Linked DNA regions of Homo sapiens: regions 2 and 3 are each linked to region 1. The links are chromatin loops, found by intact Hi-C in ENCODE. Cell type or tissue: HepG2. All regions are shown on one strand.

Region 1 (8,000 bases):
ACACCATTAGCAGATCCCTCGCTCCTAAAGGAAGTCATGCCGGCCTACAGTGGAACTCCATTTCCAGTTATTACTGCTAGACAAATGGCTTTTAAATTACATCCTAAAAGGCTCACAGGCCATTTGTCTTTGTAAGTAATGGCACAGAAATGCTGCATTACTGCCATCCTCACCCTGCAAAGGGGGTCTGCCTTACTAGGGGGATTGTAGGAAGGTGGATAAGAAAGAGACCCAGGAGGCAGAAATACCCAAGGTAGGGGCAGAAACACCCAAGATTTGATGCAGAAAAGTTGCCAGCTTTTCTGGAGCTGATGGGAGCACGCACACTGGCAAGACCTCTGAGAAGAAAATAGAGGTGGCTTTTCCTGGAAGCTGCCTACATCAACAGAGAGAACTGGGGTGGAACTTCCTGGGTGGGAAAGGGGAGCAGGTATAGAGCAGCACCAGAGTGTTATCCAGAGATAAAGCTGGATGGTGGCCATGACCCAGCCTTGACCACCAGGCTAGAGAGTCTGGATTTCACCCTAAAAGATGGAAACTTATGAGCAATTGGACTTCCCAAGGAAGTGGCCAGATGCCTGGCCCATGGCCAGAGACTGGCTGTGACTCTGAGCTCAGCCCCTGGAGCTCCAGGACTCTCTCCTCACCTTCCTTGGGAGATCTTAAAAGCCAGGAGCTGCTACTTCTACGGGGCTAGGCGTTAGCTCTGTGACATGTTATGAATAGAAAGACATTAAAGGAAAAATTCCAGCATTCCTCCTCCATGCTCTAAAGCCTTTGTTTACCTTATTATTAGAGGCCTGTCAGTACTCCTGAGAGCTGACAGGTCTGGAGGGTGAAGGAAGCTGTCACCGCATGGTTTCCACGCTGACAGTCTGTCTGGACTCCGTTTCACCACACAGCCAGCCTCGAGGCACCAAGTCACGCTACATCTTTCAGATCTGTGGCCTCCCTAAGGCATAGTGGGACCAGAGCCCCCAGTCTGGAGCCCAGAGAGTCATAGAGAGGGGCCTCTAAGTCTGCCAAAAACAAAAAGCTGCCAACATTCAGGGATGAAGTTATCATCATCTTGCATTGCTGGCCGTGTCTCGCTCCCAGAAGGAGGTGCTGCTTGTGTGTAACCTTCCCCTTCTGCTTCCTGTAAGAGATCTGAAGTCCTGTCCTTCATGGAAACAGTCCTCAGCCTGGCTATTTAAGATACTCCATACACTAACTTCACATCCCTCAAACCAGAGTTGCTCACAGACATGCACATCATGGAGTGCGCAGCCATCGTTTACGTCCAGGAGAGTTGATTTTATAAAGATAAAGGGCTTGAAGAGAAACCACTATTTTGATATTAGAACAAACACAGATCTATTGAAAAATAGAATGCAAAAAGGTCATGCATTTTTTAAGATAACACAAATGCCCAAGGTGTCTGTCATGATGTGGAACTAAGCCCCTAGATTCCTTGGGTTTATGTTTCTGCTCTTCTCTGATATTAGAAATACTCTGGTGAAAAGTTTAAGAATCACTTTACTAACATGACAAGTTACAAAATAGTTCCCAGTATCCAGTTTCCAGCAAATCTACAGAATAGGGTCGGTGTTTCAAGTTCTTCATTTATAGCAATAATAAAAAGATATTTATTCACCAGGTCCATCCTAAGCACTTTATATGCATCACATTCTTTAAACATGGCTTCTGTCCAATGAAACAAGGATGTTTATTATCACTGTGCAAAGAGTATAAGTGACAAGCCCAAGGTCACGCAGCTACAAAGCAGTGGCACCAAGATTTAAACCCAGTAAATATGGCGCCAGACCCTTCTTTCTTAGCCGTCCATCTACACTGACTGTAAAATGAAAGGGGCTGGATCAAATGACTTCAAAACTCTCGAGCCATGTACTCCCTGGGCAAAGGCACATGGAATGTGATCAGATAAACAGAACTCCTTTCTTATAAAGACAAATCAGAGATGGTCAGGTCATCCTTAGTTCATTCTCCTCCAGTTTTTGGTAGATAAGAATTTTGAGCTGGGTTTCTGATTAGTGTCAAGTTGAGCAAAATTGAATCCAGGAAGGATTCCTGGAGAAAAACCCTTGGAGTGGGCTCAGAGAACATGGATCCCAGGGGCTTTCCAAAGCTTCCAGAGTGCTGTGGTAGGATGGGAGTGGCTTCTCAATAGCCACAACCACCTGGAAAGTGAATAGAGAAGATGACAATCAGGAGACAAACGTGATTTGAAAAAAGGCAGCACAACTAAGTAGTGGACCCAAGAGGAATGCCTGTCTCCCTGTCGGCTCCTTAGGGGCTCTTGGCAAAGTGGCTCCAAAGGACAGGGGCATCTGATACAGGGCATTTGATACCTGGAATAGACCCTGGCTAGTGAGGTTGTGCCAAAATTCTTGCCTGAACATATTGGATTATAAAATATGTGGATATGACAAGCATATCTGTTTCCCCTTCCAAAAGCTACTTCTTGGTCTAGGATGCTGGCCCCAAGACCCAGCCCTCTGGGACTATTTTTATACAAAGCACAATCAAGGCAGGTTTGAGCCACAGAATCAAGGCAGGGAGCAGACAACCATGCAGGGAATCCAGGGGAAGAGAGCAAAGGGGAGGGGGTGTGACACAAGATCACTTGGCCTCAGTAAAGAGACATGTGCACAGGAGGAGAGACCCCACAGATCCCACGGTCCCTCAGCTGCTGTTGCTGGTGGCAGGAGGGGAACGGAGCCACAGGCTGAGAACATGGGCCCTTTAAAAAAAATCATTGACTTGAAGCCTTTCTCCAGCCACTTCTACCAGAAGTCACCGAGCTTTAGCCACCTCCTCCCTGCAGAAGCACAGGATTCCCCAAAATGCACAACTCAAGATAATGCCCCCAAAGTACATGGCACCACTTGGCCAAGGATGTGATGCTGGGAAGATCTTTAAAATATTTAACAATTGGTATGACGTGGGCACCAACCCATAAGAACAGCATTCTCACCAAAGGCATCTTCATGTTGGGTCCCTTCTGCCTTTTCATTTTAACCTTCAGTGATGTCCTCCCATGCAGAGCAGGCAGTCACTCTTACGCCTATCTGCTGAGAATTTTCTCTGTCGGCAGCATCAGCCTCTCTGTCCCAAATCCCTCCTCGTATCTAACACACTTCCCCCAGTGCCTAAGCTTTCTCCTTCAAAGGCCACCAAAGCATGTGACCCAGGCATCCCTCATTCCAACCTCCCGTTGTCACTCGAGCTTTTTCCTTGAAGTGCCTGCTCCTTTCCTTTGCTGGCCACATCTCCCCATCCTGAGCTCTGCCTTTGACTTCCTGACTCCAGTAATACTTCCCATGTTGTTGGCATCTCTTCCAGGACACTGTAGTCTGGATTTGGCACTTGATGTTATGAAACTCAGCCCCTGACTAGACAGTGCCCTGTGGTGTTCTTTTGACTGCTTCATCCATCAGTTCTGCCACCCCACCGAGGCTGTGCACGCCTGAGGGCAGGGAGCAAGCTTCAGGTTCTTCTTGTAATCCCCATTGTGTCCCAGGCAGGACTGGGCACTCTGCAGGTGTTCAATGACCATGAAGCAACCAAGTTGACTCGTGCCTGGATACGATTCCTGGTATAGACACTGATACTCACCTCCATCTTGGGGCTTCGGTTTCCTCATCTGTAAAATTAAAGGTTGTACTGTGGTCCTCAACCCTAGCATCACATTAGAATCACCTGGAAACTTAGAAGCAGTCTCACTAGCCAGGGCCTATTCCAGGGATTCTTTTTGACAAGTGTTGGGTAGGACTGGACATCAGTTTTTGTCCTTTTTTTAAGTACTGCAGGTGATTCCAATGCACAGCCAAGACTGAGCACACCTGAATTAAATCATCAAACAGTCCCATGCAACTCTGTGATTCCATGAGCTGAACTGAATGGGATGGTGTTCCAAGTGAGCTCATTTGTAACAGAGGGTTTGGTTTCAAGGTCATCCTGATGCACAGGTTGGGGAGAGGCCACAGGTGGGGGCTGTGGCAATAGCCACTGTCAGAGCTCAAGCCTTGTCATCATCTGTGCCTGTGACAGGTCCTCCCCTGGGTGCTGCTCTTAGGCGATGCATATTTCCAAAGGACTCCCAGATGCTGAATGAAAGGGTTAAGGACTCCCCAAAACCCACCTCCCCCCAACATATTATGTGCTCTTTAAAATGTCAGGAAAAGTTCAGAATTGCTGTTGGCAGGTCGTGCCAAAATTCTTGCCTGAACATATTGGATTATAAAATATGTGGATATGACAAGCCTATCTGACAGATCAGTTTACCTTATACTAAGATGATGTTTAAAAGAAAGACATGGTTTTTTTCCCTGTTGTGGTTTAAGGGTTTTGTGGTTGTTTTGTGTGTTTCCTCAGTGTTTTCTTTCTTTTCTCCTTCTTAAAATATTGTCCTGACTTTGAGTTTTGACATCAATTAAAAACTCAGCTAATGAAAAAGCTAAACCCTTGGGAACACATTAAAGACCACTTAGGAAAGTTGATTCCGGCTCCTTTTTCAAAGCCAAATCTTAGACACCAAACTAAGTTCAATTACAGACGTTCATTATTCCTTGGGTATAAAAGTCTTTTTATAACCCTCCCTCATTGTAGGGCTGCATAAATGGAGCATATTCATATTTTCCCTCTCTCTCTTTCTCTTTCTTCCCTTTCCTTCTCTCTCTCCCTCCCTCCCTCTCTCTCTCACTTGTTGAAACAAGCACAGTAATTGCATTACCAGATTTCTAGGATTAACTTTTGGTTCAAGGAAAAGTGCTGAGTTTGAGCGTGTATCTGTAATTAGAGGTGGTAGGGTAATTAGCTGCACACAGCTAGACGGTCTGCAAGGGGCCTAGAAGACAGGTCTATTTGTTCTGTTTCATCACATGATTTAATCAAACAGTGAGTGCCTTGCTCACAGGCCTCACAAAACAAATATTTGCTGATTGATTGGTTCATCAAACAACTGGTCAATTCAGTTAAACCAGCTCTTTGCTGTCCAGTAAGCCAAGGAAAGAAAAATAATTGACCTAAGTCTTTCACTTTCCAAATGGCTGCTTTGCTGCCTTACAGAAACAACTGCAGAACAGCACATGGTGGAGGTGTTGAAATCCACTCCTTTCTTTCCCTTTAATGGCTTTCCAAAATAAATAGCATTAAAAATCAATAGGCTACAAAATGAAGCCCAAAATGAAAATCTACAAAAGATATTCATCACTTTGTCTACATGAAGGCCTGCTCTCAAGCAGCCTGCCTCCTTGGGTTCAAGGTATGTCACATCACTGAGAGATGTTTAAGTCAGTGTATCCCAGGAGCAGAGCTATGTTATCCTAGGGAGGCACCCTCTCCACCACCAGCTCTCCAGAAGCAAATGCGAAGATGCAGTCAAATCTCTGGGTATTTTGATGTGGACCTGATCACATCTAGATGCAAAGGAGACATGAAGGCCAGATGCTGGTGTCCTGCCAGCTTCCCAGAGAAACCTTTGCTTTCTGTGCCACCTGTTCATTAGCAGGCTGCAAAAAACTGGCTGGAAGCCCCACTCTGCCCATTGGTAGAAATCCCCAGTGGGGAGTGCCTATGAGCAAGGCATTCACTTTATTTTCCATTCTGGAGCCGCTGTTCAGAGGATATTTGTCTCTGTTGGGCCCAGAAGAAAGAAGTTCGCCCCATAGTAAGGCAGGGTTCCAGCTGTGCACAGAAATGCCTGCCCGGAGGCTCTCTGCTGAGGCTGAAGAATGGCAGGGAGGCAGCTTTCCATGAAAAGCAATTTAAAGTGACATGATGTTAAAGGCCGGCAGTCCAAAAAAAAAGGCAAACATCCCATCACCTGTGAGTGATCCCCTGAGCCCGGGGAACATTTTTTAAAAATCTGTCTCACAATCACCCAGTGTTTAACTTGAAGTCCATTTGTTAATTTAGTAAACACAGACATGATATTGACAATATGCCTCTAATCCAGGCAGGAAGGAAGTATCCGGTGTCAGGCAACTCCAGGCCCTCTCTAGTGCCCCTCACCTGAAGGGCTGCATGAGGCGAGACAGCTCAGACAGCAGGTGGAAGGGCAATGGGGTCAGGGGTTCCTTAACCCTCTGAGGGCCAGGACACTCTCTCTTGGGAGTCGGGGAGGAATCTGTAAAGATCCTCTCTTCCCATCACCCTTAGCAGTACAAAGTGGTTTACAATTTACAAAACACCCTTCATATTTTCTGACTAAAGCTTTCAGGCCTGTCCTATGAGACAAGTTGTGATAGTTAATTTCTTACGTCAATTTGGCTGTGCTATAGTGCCCAGATATTTGGTCAAACATCATTCTATATGTTTCTGTGAAAGTATTTTTTAGATGAGATTAACATTTAAATCAAGTTAAACGGGCTTTGAGGAAAGCAGATTACACTCCATAATGTGGGTGGGCTTCATCTAAACAGCTGAAGGCCTTAACAGAACAAAGAGTTGCCTCCCAGAGCAAGAAGCAATGCTGCCGGCAACCTGCCTTTGGACTCAGCCCATGACTTGCCCCTGAGTCTTCAGCCTCATGGTCTACCCTGCAGATTTTGGACTTGAACCTCTACAATCATGTGAGCCAATTATTTAAATCTTTTTCTCTGTCTTCCCTCTCTTGCTCTCTGTCTACTATCTCTCTCTCTCTCACACACACACACACACACACACACAAACACACCCCTTGTTGGTTCTGTTTCTCTGGAGAACTCTGAATAATACACTGAAAGTGTTTTCAGTCCTGTTTTATGACGAGGAAATGGGCTTAGTGAGACTAGGAACTAACATTGGGCTACTGTGGTATAAACTGGTCACTCAGAATCAGTGCACTGGGGCAGGTTCACACACGATGACTTCATCATTCAGAAATGTAAAAGTCCAGGGCTGGTAAAGAACCCAAGAGGACAGGGCTGTGGCCCCTGATGTCAGACAAATATATGTCTTGATCATGTCACTTCTGTTCTTGAAGATTTCTGGGGCTTGTGCCCCCACCTCCTACCCCCTTCACCCATTGCTTCTTTCCACGCTGCTGATTAAATCTACCTTCTTTCTTAATTTAACCCCATTTTTTTTGGTGGTGTCATCCACACAAGGAAACATGCCTGATTGTAAAGTTTCTGGCAGGAGGCTTCTCCTTTAAATGACAATTTTAAATAGCATATACACAATGCTCAGAGCACAGGAGATACACTGCATGAGCAGTCATGTTAGTGGCATCCTACGAATGTAACCTGGGCTTTGTAAACCATAAGGCATTCAACATTCAACAAAGGTAAGGAGTCAACATTATTGTTCTAGGTTGCAGGACTGAGTGAGGTTGAGAGAACACACAATTCTTAGGTATGAGAAGCAGCTCATAAAATCTTCAAGTCCAAGGTTGAGGCTACTCCATGCTGAAATTTTGTTTAAGTAAGATGGTATGAGACAAAAGACCCTGAACTTAAGTAAGTAAATTCTGAACCCCTGGTTCAATCACCTTTCTTTTCCAAACCCTCTCACTTCTTTATGGTAAAATAAATAGGGTCCCCTTCTTTATTAAGGAGAATTGTTTTGATTGCAAGAAACAGAAACCAACTCAAGCCAACTTCAACATGCAAGTGCAGTTCTCACAGAACCCAAGGGCCAGAACAGCTGAGCCTAAGGCAGGCTCTGGAATCAGAAAATGGAAGGCCATGGGGGAACCCAGGAGACTCTTTTTCTTCCCCCTCCAATGACTTCTTTCTTGTCTCTCTGTAAACTCAGTCCACAAAGTAGAAAGAAGCCTACTCACTGGTCCTAAATTTGTATTTTTCCTTTGTTCAAAAGTTTAGTCAAGAATGGAATCTTGGCTGGACGCAGGGGCTCATGCCTCTAATCCTAGCACTCTGGGAGGTTAAGGTGGGAGGATCACTTGAGTCCAGGAGTTTGAGACCAGCCTGGGCAACATCACACCAGGCTAATTTTTAAATTTATTGTAGAGATAGGGGTCTCTACAAAAAAATTAAAAATTAGCCTGGTGTGAT
Region 2 (8,000 bases), 200 kb after region 1:
ACCTAGAAATCTTGTTAAAATCAGATTCTGATTCAACAGGCCTGAGGGAGGGCCCAGGAGACTTTCAGCAGGGTCTCTTGTTAATCAAAACAGACCAGCAGCACAGTTATCACCTGAGTGCTTCCTAGAAACACAGACTGTCATTGCTCACTCCAGGTTAACTGAATCAGAGTTTGCATCTTTAACAAAGGGATTTTATATGCATAGTCAAGTTTGAGGAGCATTAGAGACCAGTGGTTCTCAAACCCAGGCCAATAAAACACAGACTACAGGGTCCAATCCCCCTGAATTTCTGATCCTACAGGTCTGGGAAGCAAGTGAAAGAATGCACATTTCTAGCATATTGTCAGATGATATTGATGCTGCTAGTCTACTGACTGTATTTTCAGAACTAGTGATTCTCCGCCCTGGTTGTACATTTGAATTACATGTGAATTTTAAGAAGCTTGTTGGCATGTGGGGCCCACCCCCAGACCAATTAAACTACAAACTCTGGAGATGTAGCCTAGGTATTTTTAAAAACTCCCCTGCATAATCTTAAGGTTTCTCATTTAAATAATTTAAGAGTGAGGGAAGCAGGTAGTGGCGAAAAGAAAATAGTATACGATAAATGCTAGTTAAATGACAGTACCATTACTGTAACATATGATACCATAATTCCTTAAACATCTGCTCTACCCAACTCTGCCCTGTATATAAGCACTAGAAATTTGGCAGTCTACAGGTTTGTCGTAGGCCACATCTGTCTAAAATGACCATGGGGGAAAAATAATTATTTAATTCCTAAAATTCACAGAAGAAAAACCTGCATTTATGAGATAAGATATTTTTTAAGATAGTGTCAAAACTGTGCCTTACAAAGCATTTGACTTCGTGCAACATTAGGGGCTTGAGAAAGATTTCTAAGAATATTATGAAGGGAAAGGTAACATATAATATGAAATGTATATTTAAATTTTCACTAACAATGAAAATAGCTTACCTTTTTCTGATTATAAGTAAATTCTCATTGTAAAACACACATGTACACACACACTCATCAATATATAGGGAAGACACTAAAACCAACTGAAAGCCAAAGTTCCCGAGTTAAAGCATCTGTAGCATTTGACCAAGCTTTCCTGCATCTTGTTAAAAAATTATGAAATATTTAACAAAAGTTACAGAGTATAAGCAACACCAACCAGTTTAAGAAATAAGATATTATAAATATGATTGAAACTCCTGGTGTACCTCTCCCAGTTCCCATTTTTCTCTCGTTCCATGCCCCATCCAAACTATCATCTTAAATTCTGCGCTTATTTTTATAATCTTACTATATATAGGTATTCATAAATCCTATATATTTCATATTTTTAAATTTTATATCAGCCCTATAATACTGTACATATTCTGCAACTTACTTTCTCGCTTAACATTACATCTTATGAGGTTTCTCCATATTAATCTAGCATTTCTGAGTCATTTTCACTGCTCTATCTGTTCTTTCACAGTCTTGACTTTACTAGTGTATCTTTCCAGTTTCCAGATGATGAGCACAGTATTTCCAAATTTTCACTACTATAAATATTGCTTCAATGAACTTTTTTTTTTTTTTTTTGACACAGGGTCTCACTCTGTTGCCCTGGCTGGAGTGCAGTGGCATAATCACAACACAATGCAGCCTTTATCTTCCGGGCCCAAGTGATCCTTTCACCTCAGCCTCCCCAGTAGCTGGGACTACATGTGTGCACCACCATGCTCAGCTAATTGTTTTACTTTTTTGTAGAGATGACGTCTCACTATGTCACTCAGGCTGTCTCAAACTCCTGGGCTCAAGCAATCCTCCTACCTCGGCCTCCCAAAGTGTTGGGATTACAGGTGTGAGCCACCGTGCCCAGTCTCAATGAATTTATTGTGCATGTCTTCTTAGGTTCATTTTAGAGAATTTTTCTAGGCTATATACATTCTGCAACAGAATTGCTGAGTTGAAGAGAATTCTCATCTCCAGCTCTGTTAACTTCCAGTGCTCTCCAAAGTGGTGGTACCAATTTATACTGCTATAAATAATGTACAAGATTCCAAGTGTTCCACATGCTTGCTAACATCTGAATTATCAGACTAATTTTTGACAGCCTGAAGGGTTTATGGCTTTAGCATGCATTTCCTCCATTCATGGTAAGAGAGAGAAATTTTTTCATAGCTTTATTATTCTTTTGTATCTCCTCTTCTGTGAACTGCCTGTTCATAGCCTTTGCCTGTTTTTCTCTGGAATTGTCTTTTCATGTCTTGATTTGCAAGAGACCTTTACATATTCTGTATCATTTATAGTTTATGTGTTGTAAATATAATACCTTCTCCCTGTCTATGGATGGTCTATATATTGTTTTCTGACTGAGAGATGTTTTAGATTCTAATGCAGTAGAATTTACTAATCTTTTCTTTCATGATAGTATTTTTAATGTTATATATAATTTTTTAAATGATCATATAATTATTAGTTTTAAACACTGAAAGTAACTTAAAGTTTTAGAAACTGTAACAGTGATTTCTGTGCTAACACGAAAACTAGAAGGTGAACTTGAAACTGAAATGGATCTAGTTTCACTGCCAAGGTCAATGACATACACAGAGTAAGCAAACAAAAGATAAAGGAAATTAGATATGTCATTTTAATTTAAGGCATTATTGGTAAAAGGTTCTTCAAATCATGCTATCATTTCACATTTCTTTTAAAGATAAGTAATGGTGTTACACTAGGTTATGTGTGTGTATACATGGCTTATTACATTGTTGGTGATTTCCAGGAACTTGAGAAAACTAAAGCTAGTATTTCAACATAGGAAGCATAATTCATCCTGAAGGGAAAAATACCCAGAAAAGAAATTTTAAAACTTGAAATTTAAGGAATAAATAGCAAATTCTAACACATGAGTTGGGTTCATACACCTAGTCAAGGTCAATTACTTGTTTTCCTTCAGTTAGGTCTCTGCTTTGTCACAAGTGAATGAAATATCTGAATTGCAAGGCTAAGTCTGAATTTCACTCATAATACCCTGTAAAGCAAAGATTCAGTACAGCCCATATCCTGGGCCTTAGAGTCAAGGGACAACATTGCAAAACCATTTTGGCAGAGAATTCACCTGTGTAAATAATGTCTCAGTTTTAGAACAATTTCCTCTGTTTCACCTTTGTGTTTTCTCTATTTCAAAATACTGCTTTTGTGTATGGGGCAAAAATCCAAACAAAAGTCACCTAGGTGACCGGGCATGGGACAGACTCTTTTCTGTATCCCACTTTACTATGATAATTAAGGAATTAAAATGTTTTAAAAGATTTGAGCAAACACTGTAGAACAGGCAAGAAACCTTACTTTATTTAGACCTAAACTAAAACTCCATTTAATAATCTCTACATGTTGACTATAAAACAGTTTGTTTTTTATTTTTTTGATTTGTTTTTACATAGAATTGATTCCACAGAGCAGGAATGAAAGAAAATGCAAATTCCCACCTTTGAGGTTTTACTGTGAAAAATTTCCGCTGGGAAGATGATTTTCCTTTTACAGTAATTATTCATTATCCACAATAATGAAGAATAAAGATGGCCTGGATATAGAATCCAATAACAGTTCCAAAAACTTATTTTGGCCAACCATTTCATTCTCTATCATCACCAAATGATCTAACAGAGAGGCACAAAGGAGGAAAGAGCACTGTTCTGAGTCTTTCCTACTTTACTGTGTGTGTTCATTACCAAATGGAGGTGTTAATGAGCATGAAAGTACCGAAAACACAGTCCAAAGAAGAAAAAATTATCAAGTAAATCCAATGTATTTAAGTTGAGCTTTCAGGATATGACAAGGCCAAGCTAAACCACCATTCCCCACGTCCCAGTGAACTCAACAGAGCCAAACCTGCATCATCCTGCTCTCACTCTGGAGTGTTTTCTTGGGAGTAACATCAAGTCACTTTCCAGCAAAGTCTTTAGGGGTCAGTTAGGGATATGTTGTCATTTGACCACACTGGCTGCCTCTCTCTCCAGAAATAATGACAGGCATGTGTTTTTAAAATCACCTCTCCCCATCTCCTAAGACAAGGATTGGAACGCTGCCTTTAGCATTTTAGCTGTTATTAAACCAAAAGTATTTTAGTTTCTATTGAAATAATATTATAGCTTCTATTATTTCATCTATTTAACATTCTCTCTTTGAACAGCTTTCATTTTTTAAACAGCAATGTTTGTCCATCTACTCATATCTTAAATCAAAATGAAAATAAGTATTAAGTTTATACTGAAAGCACTTAGAAGTCCAGACTAAAAATAAATTCAGTCCCACTCTGATTGTAAGGGAAATCTATTAATGGCTATACATTTTACAACAAATTTTTCCTAATACATATTCACTATAGGGAGTTTGAAAATCAAAAAGTGAAAAAAAATCACATCAACAAGTATCAGTCACCTGCTTAGTTTTTTTTCTTCAATGTAAACACATGCCTACATTTTTAAAACACAAATTGTTTTTATTCTAGAGCAACAACTTTGTTGAAATTTTAAAATACTACAAGAACAATTTCTCACATTATTAAATCTTCCTTGAAAGCCTGTTTAAATAGTTGTATATTTCAACTCATACTATAATTTTAAAAACTATTTTGCTATTGTAGTTGCTTCTAATATTTTGCTATTACAGTAAACTTGTGTATGAATCTTAACAGCAGTTCTTATTGTCTTAGAACTAGCTAAAGGGAGAACTAAAAGAAATGCATTTTTACAAGTGCATTTTAATAGGTATTAACTATTTGCTAGAAATAGTAATTTAGACTTCTACCAGCAGTGTATATAAAATGTTCACCTCACTGTATCCTTCTGACTTGCACAGATATTTTCATCTTATTACAACTTTACTTAATTGTTAGGTTGAAATAATAACACCCTCTAAAATTTGGGTTTCTTTGATAGAGAGAAATTTGTTTCTTCCACAGTAAATGGTATGTAGTGGCTCTTTACATATTTTATGTAAATGTTTTATATAAACCAACTATAAATGTATATAAATCAAGAATAAAACAAAACCTTAATAATATGCAGTTATCACATATACATATATATTTGTGGCAAATAATTTTCCTAATTCATGACATGGCTTTAAAATTATGTGTTAATAAATGACCCAGCAAATCCATTCTGAGGTATACATCCAAGAGAAATGAAAACATACATAAAAACTTGAACAAAAATGTTCACAGCAGCATTATTTATAATACTTGAAAGGTATAAATAATCCAAAAGCCTACCAACTGATGAATGAACAAAATATCTCACACACCCACACCCACACATACACACACTGGAATACTACTTAGCCATAAAGAAGAATGAAGTACTGATACATGCTGCAATGCAGACCACCTCTGAAAACATTATAAGTGAAAGAGGTCAATCATAAAAACCCACATATTGTATGATTCCATGTATATGAAGTATCTAGAGGAAAATAGATTAGTGTTGTCTGGGGCTGGTAAAGAAAGGACAACGGAGAATGACTGCTAATGAATGCGTTTCTTTTTGGGGTGATAAAAATGTTCTATTTTCACAACTCCATGACTATACTAAAAAAATCACTGACTTGTACATTTTAAATCAATGAATTGTATGATGTGCAATTATGAACCAATAAAGCTGGGTTTGTCTTTTTAAGAGATGGGGGGGTCTCACTATGTCATCCAGGCTGGAGTGCAGTGGCTATGCAAAGGCATGATCATTGCTCACTATAGCCTTAAACTCCTGGGCTCAAATGATCTCCTGCCTCAGTGTTCTGAGTAGCTGAGGCCAGGTGCGTGTCACCATGCCTAGCTTCAAGCTGTTTTTAAAATGTATATATTAATATGGTATGGTCTACTAAGACTCCTGCAAAAACAGTGAATTTGTCTCATCTAATTTTTAGAAAAGTTTGTAATATGCATATTTCTTGAAGCTATGCTGTTAGGTAACAGATTGCTCAGGGCAATCATACTTTCTTGGAAGACTGTTATTAACATGAAATATCTTTCTTTTTCCTATTTCATGATTTTGCCTTAAGTTCTATTTTGTCTAAGGTCAACATTGCTATGGCTGTCTTTTTCATTTATGTGGAATATTTTAATCCAAATCTTTAATATCAAGGTTGTTTTTTTTTTCTTTAGGAGTGTCTCTTGCACATATGTAAGTTAGAGCTGTACTTTATTTTTTAAAGTCTTAAGTTCTATTAATAGGGGAAGTTAGCCCATTCACTTTTAAATACCTATTACTTATTCCTATCTCCTTATATTTTGTTGTTTATTTCCTATACTTTCTTATTTTCTTTTCTCTACCTTTGGATGAAATTATAAACTTTTTACATTTTACTCTCATGATTTATATTAAATATCTTATTGGTGGTTGTTCTTCATATGTTTCAGGTTATATTTTTAATCAAATTCTAGAGTTAATTTATATCTGAATCTTTTTCCTGAAAAAGAATCTTAATACTTTTTATCATTTCTTTTTCTTCTACTCTCCCATGTTGAACTGATCTGATCTAGACTTAAATATTTAAAGATTAACATTATAGATTTTAAAAACTATCAGGCTCAACTATACATTTTACTGTGTGTACATGTTTCCCATGTTATGTCTTTCCCTTCTTTGGACACTCCCCTGCTTTTTGGAAGGGAGTACTTCCATCAATTCTTTCAAAGAAGGTGTGAAACAATCAGAGAAGGTTCAAAATTGTTTTTATTTTCCACTCACACTAAATTGATGGTTTGCCTGATTTAGAATTATGAGTTCAAAATGTTTTTTCCCACAACTCCACAACTACTGCATTCTATCTTCTATCATTTATTTTTTATCAATAATAGGACTGTTGTCAATCTCATTCTTTCCTTTGCAGATAAACTGTTTGCTCTCTGAATACTTTTAGTCAGTTCCTCTTTATCACGTATTCTGAAATTTCATAAGCAGGAATTTAGTGTTGGCCTTTTGTTATTCTTTACTTCTGCATTCATAAGGTGTTTTCAGAAGACTTGTCTGTCTTCAGTTCAGGAAAATTTCCTATTACTTCTGTGATTATAACTCCATACTATTTCAATTTTACATCAGATGAACGCTGAAGGTTTAGAACGTCCTCTGTATCATGTGACTTTTTGTTCATGCTTTCCACCTTTTTCAGTTCAAAACTGCATTCTGAAGGAATTCAACCTTCCAATTCATTAATTTGCTTTTAACCGTGTCCACTCTATTTAGTCCAATTATGCATTTTAATCCTGATAATTACATTCTTAAATTCTAAGATATTTGATTGGTTTGAATTCATTTTAATACATATTTCTTTATAAATGCAATAATCTCTTTTCTCTCTATGAATCTTACTTTTACTTATTTCAAAGTCTCTGTTACTTATTCATTGTCTCACTCGCTATTACTTTTTGTTTATTAAGTTTGGTGCCTCATTTGTCTACCATAGGTTTTCCTCAAATGTTTAATCATTCTTGGTAGTGAGATCGTTTCAGAGTCCCTAACTGTCTGTCTGTGTATGCTGTTTCTGTTTACTATTCCCCACCTCCGGTGATAATGTGGGAAATGTGGGACATCATGCCAGGTGTCATGTACATGGCAGGAATTTATCTTCTCAGGATGAGGCTCCTTGAGCTTCCTGACATTCGAAGGTCTCTTGAGCTATCTCCCAGCCTCTCTGGCCTATGTTAAGGTCAGTGCTTCAGCTTGGATTCACAGTATACTGGAGGAGGAGGTCAGTACAGGCCTAGCTTTGCTATATGTATCTTCTTATCTAATACTTCAGACCCTCTCCCTACTATTTGAATCTGACTAGTTTGGCTCTACCGGGAACTGCACCTACCTCAAGAACATAATGATACACAATGATCTGTATATGTTTTGAACTGTGACTCCACCAGGTTTTATTTCTCCATGAGTGTGATTCCCCATGCTTAGTATCTGTCAGGAATTCCTGAGATTTCCATCCACTAATGGGAGGG
Region 3 (8,000 bases), 58 kb after region 1:
AGTTTGGATATTTTTTCCCTCCAAGCCTCATGTTGACATGTGATCCCCAGTGTTGGAGGGGGTGGCTGGTGGGAGATGTTGGATCATGGGGGCAGATCTCTCATGAATAGCTTGGCGCAATCCTCTTGGTAATGAGTGAGTTCTCACTCTATTAGTTCATGAAAGAGCTGGTTGTTTAAAGGAGCCTGGCAGCTCTCTTGCTCTCTCTCTCTTGCCATGTGACATGTCCACTCCCCCTGTACCGTATGCCATGACTAAAAGTTTCCTGAGGGCTCACCAGAAGCTGAGCAGATGCTGGTCCCATCCTTGCACAGCTTGCAGAACCGTAAGCCAAAAAAAAGCCTCTATTCTTCATAAATTACTCAGTCTCAGATATTCCCTTAGAGCAACACAAAACAGACTAATATATCCCCATTTCCCCAGTGCCTGACCAGAATTATGGTGTTTTTCCCTGTGGTTCTAGACAGGACATGGTGAGTTGGGCCCACCAACCCTGGTGGGTGAGACAACAGTTCTCTTTATGTGTCTGACCTGAGTCTACCAGCCCTTCTTCAATCAGCCCTTTTCTTAGTGCTATAGCTGCAGGGAAGAGTCTGCTTTTTCCAAGACAAACAATCATACTAGTGACAACAGCTTTGCAAGTTTGGAGGAGTCAACCTGATCTAGTACTGTCCTCTCCCTGCTGAGGACAATTCTTCATAAAAGACCAACATGGGGGGTGAGGTGGGTGAGGAGGAGGGGAAAATGAGCAGGCTGCCTTTGGAGTGTGACCTGTGTGTGCAGGTACATTACCAAAGCTCCCTGCTCACAAGTCTCTCGTGCCCCCTGCAGACTCCATAGTCCGCCATCAAGGTTCCTGTTCCATCACTGGAAACTTTAACCAGGTTACTCTTATAAGTGTCTCTGCCCAAATGGGACAACTGGTTATGATGCAGGTGAACCCCAACATTGGGGCTTAGCCCAAGAGGGATCTTGGCTTCACTCAGGAAATAATTCAAGCATGAGCCAACAGTGAAAGGAAGCAAGTTGATTTGAGCAACAGCATACAACAAAATGGCTGCTCCACAGACAGGGCAGGGCTATCCCACAGGCAGAGTAGCACTGGTGGATTGCTGGCTAGGTATATTTACCCCTACTCCTAATTAGATGCTAAATAAGAGGTGGGTAATTCATGAACTTTCCGGAAAAGGGGCGAGCAGTTCCCAGAAGCATATAAAGTCATTTCTGGGCATTGCCATGGCATTTATAAACCATCACTGTGCTGGTGGGAGTATCTTGTAACATGCAAATGTATTATAATTCCTAGTCCTTGCTGGTTGTGGACAGTTTCCTTCCTACATCAGCAGGGTCAGGAAAACAAGCCCTGCTGATCTCCTGGCTCAGTTAGGTTAGGGTCTAGGGGAGTGCCGTAGTGAAGACCCCAGGCACTGACCCATTCCCAGAACCTCCTCCTCCAGGCTCATTCCCTACTCATTCATTTGCCCATCTCCTGTGTTTGTTTGGTATCTATTTCAGCTCCTCTTCCTGGTTACAACATCCAGATAATGGCTCTCCCCACTCAGCTCAATCCCTGGGGCTCCTGCTGTTCACCATCCTTGAAGGGAGTGAACCCACCCATCACCAAATGCCTCAGAAGAGATGCATCAGTAGCTGCTTCCCAAGAGGCAGGGAGCGAGTGCTCAGAGAAAACTCTGGGTAGGGGTGAGGATGATGCCAAAGGTCAGCTCTGCTCCCACTGTGCTCATGACTCTCTGGGCAGTCATGGTGCTTGGCCAGGTTCTCTTGGCATCAACTGATCCCCTTTCTTCAGGTCCTGATCCAAAGCCCAGCCTTGAGGATGCTGCCTGTCTCAGATCCTGAGCTCCTTAGAAGGAGAAACGGGGCCATGCCCAGCACTGGGGCAGATGTAAAGAGCAGTTTAAAGACTATAGGAAAAGGGAGGAAGTAGAGGACAAGGGAAAGGGAGAAAGAAGAGGGGGAGGAAGGAGAACAACAGTGCCTCCTTTATTCCAGCCTCCATGCCTTTGCTAATACTGAAACCTAAAGGGCCACCATGTATGATCTCCTCCCCACAACCATTCCCATCCTCATTGCTCTCCCCTGCTGCTGGTCTCACATCTGTCACACAGCCTTGCCTCGCCTGTGCCCTCCCAACCCAGCCTGGGCTCACAGCCTGCAGCGCTGTAGCCGTTAGCTGCATGTGCTTCAGGCTTGGGTCCACACTGCAAGCTGCTCCTCTCGCTTCCCTGTGGTGACTCACGGGCCCTTGCTGCAGCCTGGATTGATTGGGTGACAGGGTAGCCAGGGTCTGAGGCACCCTAGTGGCTCTTTGCAGAAGAAAAAGGAGTCCAGGGCACATTCCAAGCCCTGTCAACACTGGCTTAGCCCCTTAGTGGTGTAAAATCTCACGCCTGGAGTCCTGTAAGCTCCTGCTGCCAGCTGCAATTTTATTGGTGGTCTGTGACTTCAAAGGCCTCTCCTCCTGCATGGCTGAGCCAGGCAGGCTGCAGAGCAGAAGGCCTGTGCCCAGGGCACCAGGGAATTCCCCCAGGACCTGGACCCAGCCTCCTCTCCAACCTACACTGCCTCTTTCTTTGATAGTCACAAAAATCACTTTCCCAGCTCCCTTGGCAGCCAGAGCAGATGGAACTGCAGGCGAGGAACTGGCTTTCCTGGATCAGCTTCTTAGGATACCGCTTTTCTGGATCTGTTTGTCCCAGATTTGCAGGTGAGACACTTCTAACCAAACATCTCTTCAATGTCCCAACTGGATAAGATACTTTTTTTTCCTCTAGAAAGCCCCAGCAGTGGAAAGACAGGAGGCTGGGTTGTGGTCTGGGTCATCCTGAGTACCCACTTGATATCTGTCTGCCTAATCTATCAAGGAGGGTGACACTGAGGCCTGGCCACTGCCTCACAGCTCTTTGGAGGTTAGAAGAGGTCAAGTCTGGGAAAGCAGGCAGTGAAGCTCTCAAAGAGAAGGCACTGCTCAGTCCACACTGCTGGTGCCCCTCGCTGGCCGTCTTGACACTCAATGAAGTGTTTAAGACACAGTGTCTGAATCTCAACTCTGACATTTCCCAGCTGCGTGCCTTTGGGAGAATTACCCAACTCCTCTGGGCCTCCATGCACTCATGCGGATTAGCTCATATTGGTGAAACACTTGAACAGTCCCTGACACCTGGTAGGTGCTATAGAAATATTTGCTATTGGTTTTTTTGTTTGGTTTGGTTTTGAGACAGAGTCTCACTCTGTTGCCCAGGCTGGAGTGCAGCGGCATGATCTCAGCTCATGCAACCTCCACCTCCAGGGTTCAAGCGATTCTCGTGCCTCACCTCCCGAGTAGCTTAGGTTACAGGCGTGCAACGTCCAGCTGATATTTTTTGTATTTTTAGTAGAAACGGGGTTTTACCATGTCGGCCAGGCTGGTCTCAAACCCCTGACCTCAAGCGATCTGCCAGCCTCAGCCTCCCCAAGTGTTGGGATTACAGCTGTGAGCCACTGCACCCAGCCAGAAATGTTTGCTTTTGTTATTATTGCCACACATATGCCTCATCTTGCTCATTTATTCCACATGAATAGGATTTGTGTGCCAATGAGATGACAAGCTTCCTGTACCCTTTCCTCCCCAACACACACAGACACCCAGTCCAGCCTGGTGTGCTCAAGCAAGAGCAGCTCAGACCCTGCTCAGCCTTTTGCTTGTGAAGTAAGCTTGGGCAAATTATTAAACCCCTGCAATCCGGCATGGTCATTTATAAAAGGGAGCTAAGAATAACCTGCTTCACAGAGTGGCATAGAATTTACATGAAATTTAGATAAAGCTACTAGTAAATATCAGCAAAGCTCAGTGCCTGGCCTACTACAGGCACTTAATGAACGTATTAATGAATATTTGTAGTAGGCACTGAATGAATGTTTGTTCTCCCCGGTACTGGGCAAACAACAGCTCAGTAAACACTTGGCAGCTTCAGGTCAGTCCTGAAGAGCATGTGTTAAAGGGGGTGGTGGCATCAAGTGACCAGCCCCACCCTCCACCGCTGGCCACACCTTCCCTAGTGACCACACTGAGAAAACACTTAGATGGACCGATGGGTGTGAATCCCTTGAGAGCAAGGCTGCATCTTCTCTCTTGCACTTGCCAGCATCTGGCACAGCTGGGTATTAATCACACAAGACACAACTCCAGCGGTGGCGGCCCTGGATGTCTGAAATGCTGTCCAGAACATTGAGAGAAAGCCAAAGAAGGAAAGCTGCCCTCAAACATGCCCAGGATCTTGCTGGAGATGGAAACTAACAAGGATGGAAACATGACAGCAGAAAAATACAGACCAGTTTGAAGTCTGCCCACCTGGGAGTCAAGCCACATTGAAAATCAATAAGGCATCAAGGCCGGGAGCTCGGAGAGCCGACTGGATACCTGCGTGGGCCTCCTTTAAAGAGGTGAAAGCTTTGAAGTTGCAGACGACCAATAAAAATACAGCTGGCATTTACAGCTTCAACTCCTCCTGCTTTTGCTTTTCACCGTGTTGCTAAAGCTGCCTACAAAGCTGCTCCAGGCCGGACTCTTGGCCCAGGTTGACAGAGCCCATTCCCATTCCATGGACAATAACAGGGGCTCTTGGTGTCCTCTGGCCAGGGATTGGTGATCAACTTTAGGCACGCTGGCAATTTCCCAGGACAACCCCGTCTTAGGTTCTGAACATCAGAGGCAATGGCTAAGGTCCCCCAAAGCACTTTGGTAAGTTCAGTTAGAAGCAGGCTAAGTGGTGGCCAAGATAAGCCTCAGAGAAGCTCATGCTCTTCTGGGATACCTTCGCTCTATTTAGTGTGTTTTCCGTTCTCCTGCCCATTCAGTGTTCCCTTTTCAATGCCTGTAACACCAGGAGGAGGAAGGGCCTTCTAGAATGAGCCCTTCCCCTCAAAGATGGAGCAATCCAGGTACAACAGGTTAGTCCAAAAGGGAAACAATAGTTACAGTGAGAGGGAGCTGGACCCTGATTCCCAGCCCAATGCCTAGGATTTAAGATGCTGAAGCTGGAGGCTTTTCTTTCTTCTCTCACTTCTCTATTTACCACTCACAGGAAGCTCCAGGACCTTCCTCTTTCTTCAGCAAGCATAGAAAGGGTTCTCAGAACTAGGTGCTCCTGGCCCAGTGAGGGAGACAAGACTTAAAGCATAAAACATCCAGGCAAAAAGCTACAAAGCAGTCTCAGAATGAATGGAAGGTGTTATGCTATGCAACATATATGGGCAATGTCAGGCTTAATGACCAAGCTGAGCTAATGTCAATAAACAGAGAACTATTAGGAAATTCATTAATCAAGGTCTTGTTTATACTCCTATTTGTCAACCAAATTATTTGCTTGACTTGTGACCTCCTTGGTTTATTATGGCCATTTCTGTCATCAGCAGAGCTGGGCTGCTGGAATTTCACACATAGGTAGTCCTGCCTCTGTCTTCAGCATGCTCCTGGTCAGCCTTCTCCCAGAATCACACCTCTGAGCAGGGGCCAAGGTCTGTCTTCAGTTAACAAATAACCATTCTTTATAATCCAGTGGTTTACTGGGCCTTAATTAATTGATTTGCTAATCGCTGTTTCCTGTTTCCAGGAATGAGCCCAGGAAGTTGACCTTTGAAGCACTCTCCTGCTCTTGGGGCCATGTCATCAGGAAGAAACTCCAGGCTGAAAACACAACTGCAAGGCCAACAGGCAGGGGAGCAGCTTTCTCAGGACACCTGAGGTCCTGCCCCACCAGGCTCTGGTCTTTACACACCATCTCTCACTGTCCTCTAGCCCCAACTGCACATTGCCTTCCTCCTTCCTGAGCTCATGCTTGCCCCTCCCTCGGCATCTCCCTAGCCCCAGCCTGAAGGCTGACCTCCTCCAGAAAGCCTCTCCCTCACCACGAGGCCAGAAAGAGTCTGTCCTGTCTCTAGCTTCTGAGTTTCTTAGTCCCAACGACTGTCCCTGCTCCACTGACACCTTCCATACACAGCTTTGTGAGCTGTGCGCATCTGTGGGTACCAGAGGGTAAGTTCGAGGGCCAGCTGACGCCTACTGTCTCTACTGTCTCACAGATCTGCATTGGGTTTCCTTGGTCCCAATCCCCCACAGACACACACACATGTACACACTCACACACACAACGCTGGACCAATAGAGAGAACTTTATCAGTAAAATGTAACTATTTCATTACACCAGAAGCTATCCGTGTTTAAGGCCCTATCCCCAAAGCAAGTAGAGAATGACAATTATCTTGGTAAGGAACAAGGGCCTTCCCACTTCCATCCCCTAAATTACACTAATTTCTGGCGTTTCCACCTTCTCTGAGCCAGTGCTTCCATTTGGGAAATAAATATGAAATGATTTATCCATTCAAAGTGACAGATCACAGGTTTGTAGGTAGCAGGCAGGGGAATCTGCCTCACAAAGGTAGACATCCTTTATGACTTTGAAGGGAAAAGGGTGAAGGGCCCTGTGGGGAGTGGCAGCGAGGATCAGATTTCTCCAGAATCACTCGGAGTAATATCTATCCTCAGCAGCCGCCCTGTGGATTCTGACACATCTCAAAAAAGCAGGGGTCTGGAAAAAGCAGTCAGCATCTCTTACCTTCTGCAAAAAGCTACTGTGCAGACTGTTCCTTTGTAGTTTGGACTTAAAGAAAAAAAAATCAAACCATCTTGGAAAAATCAGAAAGCAGATGCGTCCATAATGGAACTTGGCAAGAGCAATAGAAACCTCGTTATGGGTGTTACAGGCACTCACACCTCAATTAACCTAGGGGGCGTGGGGCTGCTGGTTTCTCTGCACAGATGTCAGGGTGAGAGACCCTCATGGCCAGAAGACTTAGATACCCTGAGACTCCTTCTGAAACTAAGGACCCGGGATCCCCACCCAGCCCTGGCCTAGGATCCTTTTCAGAGCTTCGGAGCCTCATGTCCAGGGTAGTCCGTGGACACGGGGCCACCTCTGGTGCACCCTGGGCTGCCTAGGCCGCCAAGCCCACCCTGGAGTGGCAGGAGCTCAGCCTGTGGCCAGCTCTGCACCCACAGCCACGACCTGGTGCCGAATTTTACTATCTGCCATTTACCATTCTGACGGGGAAAACAAATTTAAAACACCTGGAAATTTATGTCTCTGATGGGTCAGGTTGCACTGTTCCATTATATTAAATAATCCAGGCTGTGCGCTTCAAAGGCCGCCGGCCTCGGGAGGCCGCCAGGGCGCGGGGCCTTTGTTAGCGGTGGGGATGCGGGCAGCCCATGGCCCACCTGCGCCTGGGAGCGCCCCAGGGTGCTTGGGCCTGAAGGCCGGCGTTGGGGGAGAGGGTGGCCTTCAGAATCAGCCCCAGGCACTGGCATGTGCTCTTTCGGAGGCCTGCTTTCCCTTTCCCTGGACTGGGTATGACTCTCATCTGCACTGGCCTGGGTTCAGAAGGTGGAGGTTTCCTTTCTCACCCGGTCACTCACAGGCTCAGTGACGTGGGGCCCCAGTCTCCTCCTCTGTGTAACAGGACCTTAGTGGCAGGCAGCTCTGTTCGCGTGGCTGACGCCCCTCCCCAGCCCCATTCTGTGCCCCAGACTTACCAGGGGGGCTCAATTGGCTCTGTTCAAACTCTCAGAAGCTCTGAAGGTCAAGGTGAGCATGAAGGGTTGAGAAGATTGGAATTTGGAGGAATGATCAAACTGCTTAGACTTGGGTGGCTAGCGGGGTCAGTAGCAGAAGCTGGGAGAACGCTCAGGAGGCTCTTGCTAAGCAAAGCTCTCAAGGCCAGGCTGGCCAAGAGCAGCACTGGTTTTGGGCAAGAAGGAGTTCCGTACCCTGGGACCATCCGGCGAGTGACCCTCACCCAGCACTGACACTGCAGGGGATGTGGGAGGGCCAAGGGGCAGGGGTGAGGACTTGTGTCCCAGAAGCTGGGCAGGAAGGATAGGTGAGTTGTGCCTGGAGTCTGAAACCAACAGACTGGTTTAAGAACTCATATGAGGTCTTGGA

The links. Peaks named below come from ENCODE experiments on the same cell type or tissue, not always from the same donor. Only the 100,000 strongest peaks of a DNase experiment are listed, where the experiment ranks them.
Region 2: it touches region 1 in a loop (16-fold over the local background); 2 of 110 quality-filtered maps call a loop at or near these places.
Region 3: it touches region 1 in a loop (6-fold over the local background); 3 of 110 quality-filtered maps call a loop at or near these places.

The regions. Positions count from the first base shown.
Region 1 is chr2:45,268,779-45,276,778 of GRCh38, forward strand. No RefSeq gene overlaps it. Among named protein-coding and RNA genes, the nearest start is that of LINC01121, 18 kb to the left of the region's middle. In HepG2, no CTCF peak of the experiment used is centred here; DNase peaks (open chromatin) are centred at 3,963, 4,943, 5,893 and 6,853; H3K4me3 peaks cover 734 bases; H3K27me3 peaks cover 354 bases.
Region 2 is chr2:45,466,806-45,474,805 of GRCh38, forward strand. All of the region lies in intron 16 of SRBD1 (S1 RNA binding domain 1), which reads right to left. Among named protein-coding and RNA genes, the nearest start is that of SRBD1, 140 kb to the right of the region's middle. In HepG2, no CTCF peak of the experiment used is centred here; DNase peaks (open chromatin) are centred at 2,596 and 3,126.
Region 3 is chr2:45,327,199-45,335,198 of GRCh38, forward strand. LOC105374577 (a long non-coding RNA gene) reads left to right here and starts at 4,091. Exons shown (of 2, transcript XR_001739448.2): 1 at 4,091-4,741; 2 at 5,613-6,379. In HepG2, a CTCF peak has its summit at 2,310; DNase peaks (open chromatin) are centred at 2,303, 3,613 and 3,983; H3K27me3 peaks cover 4,449 bases.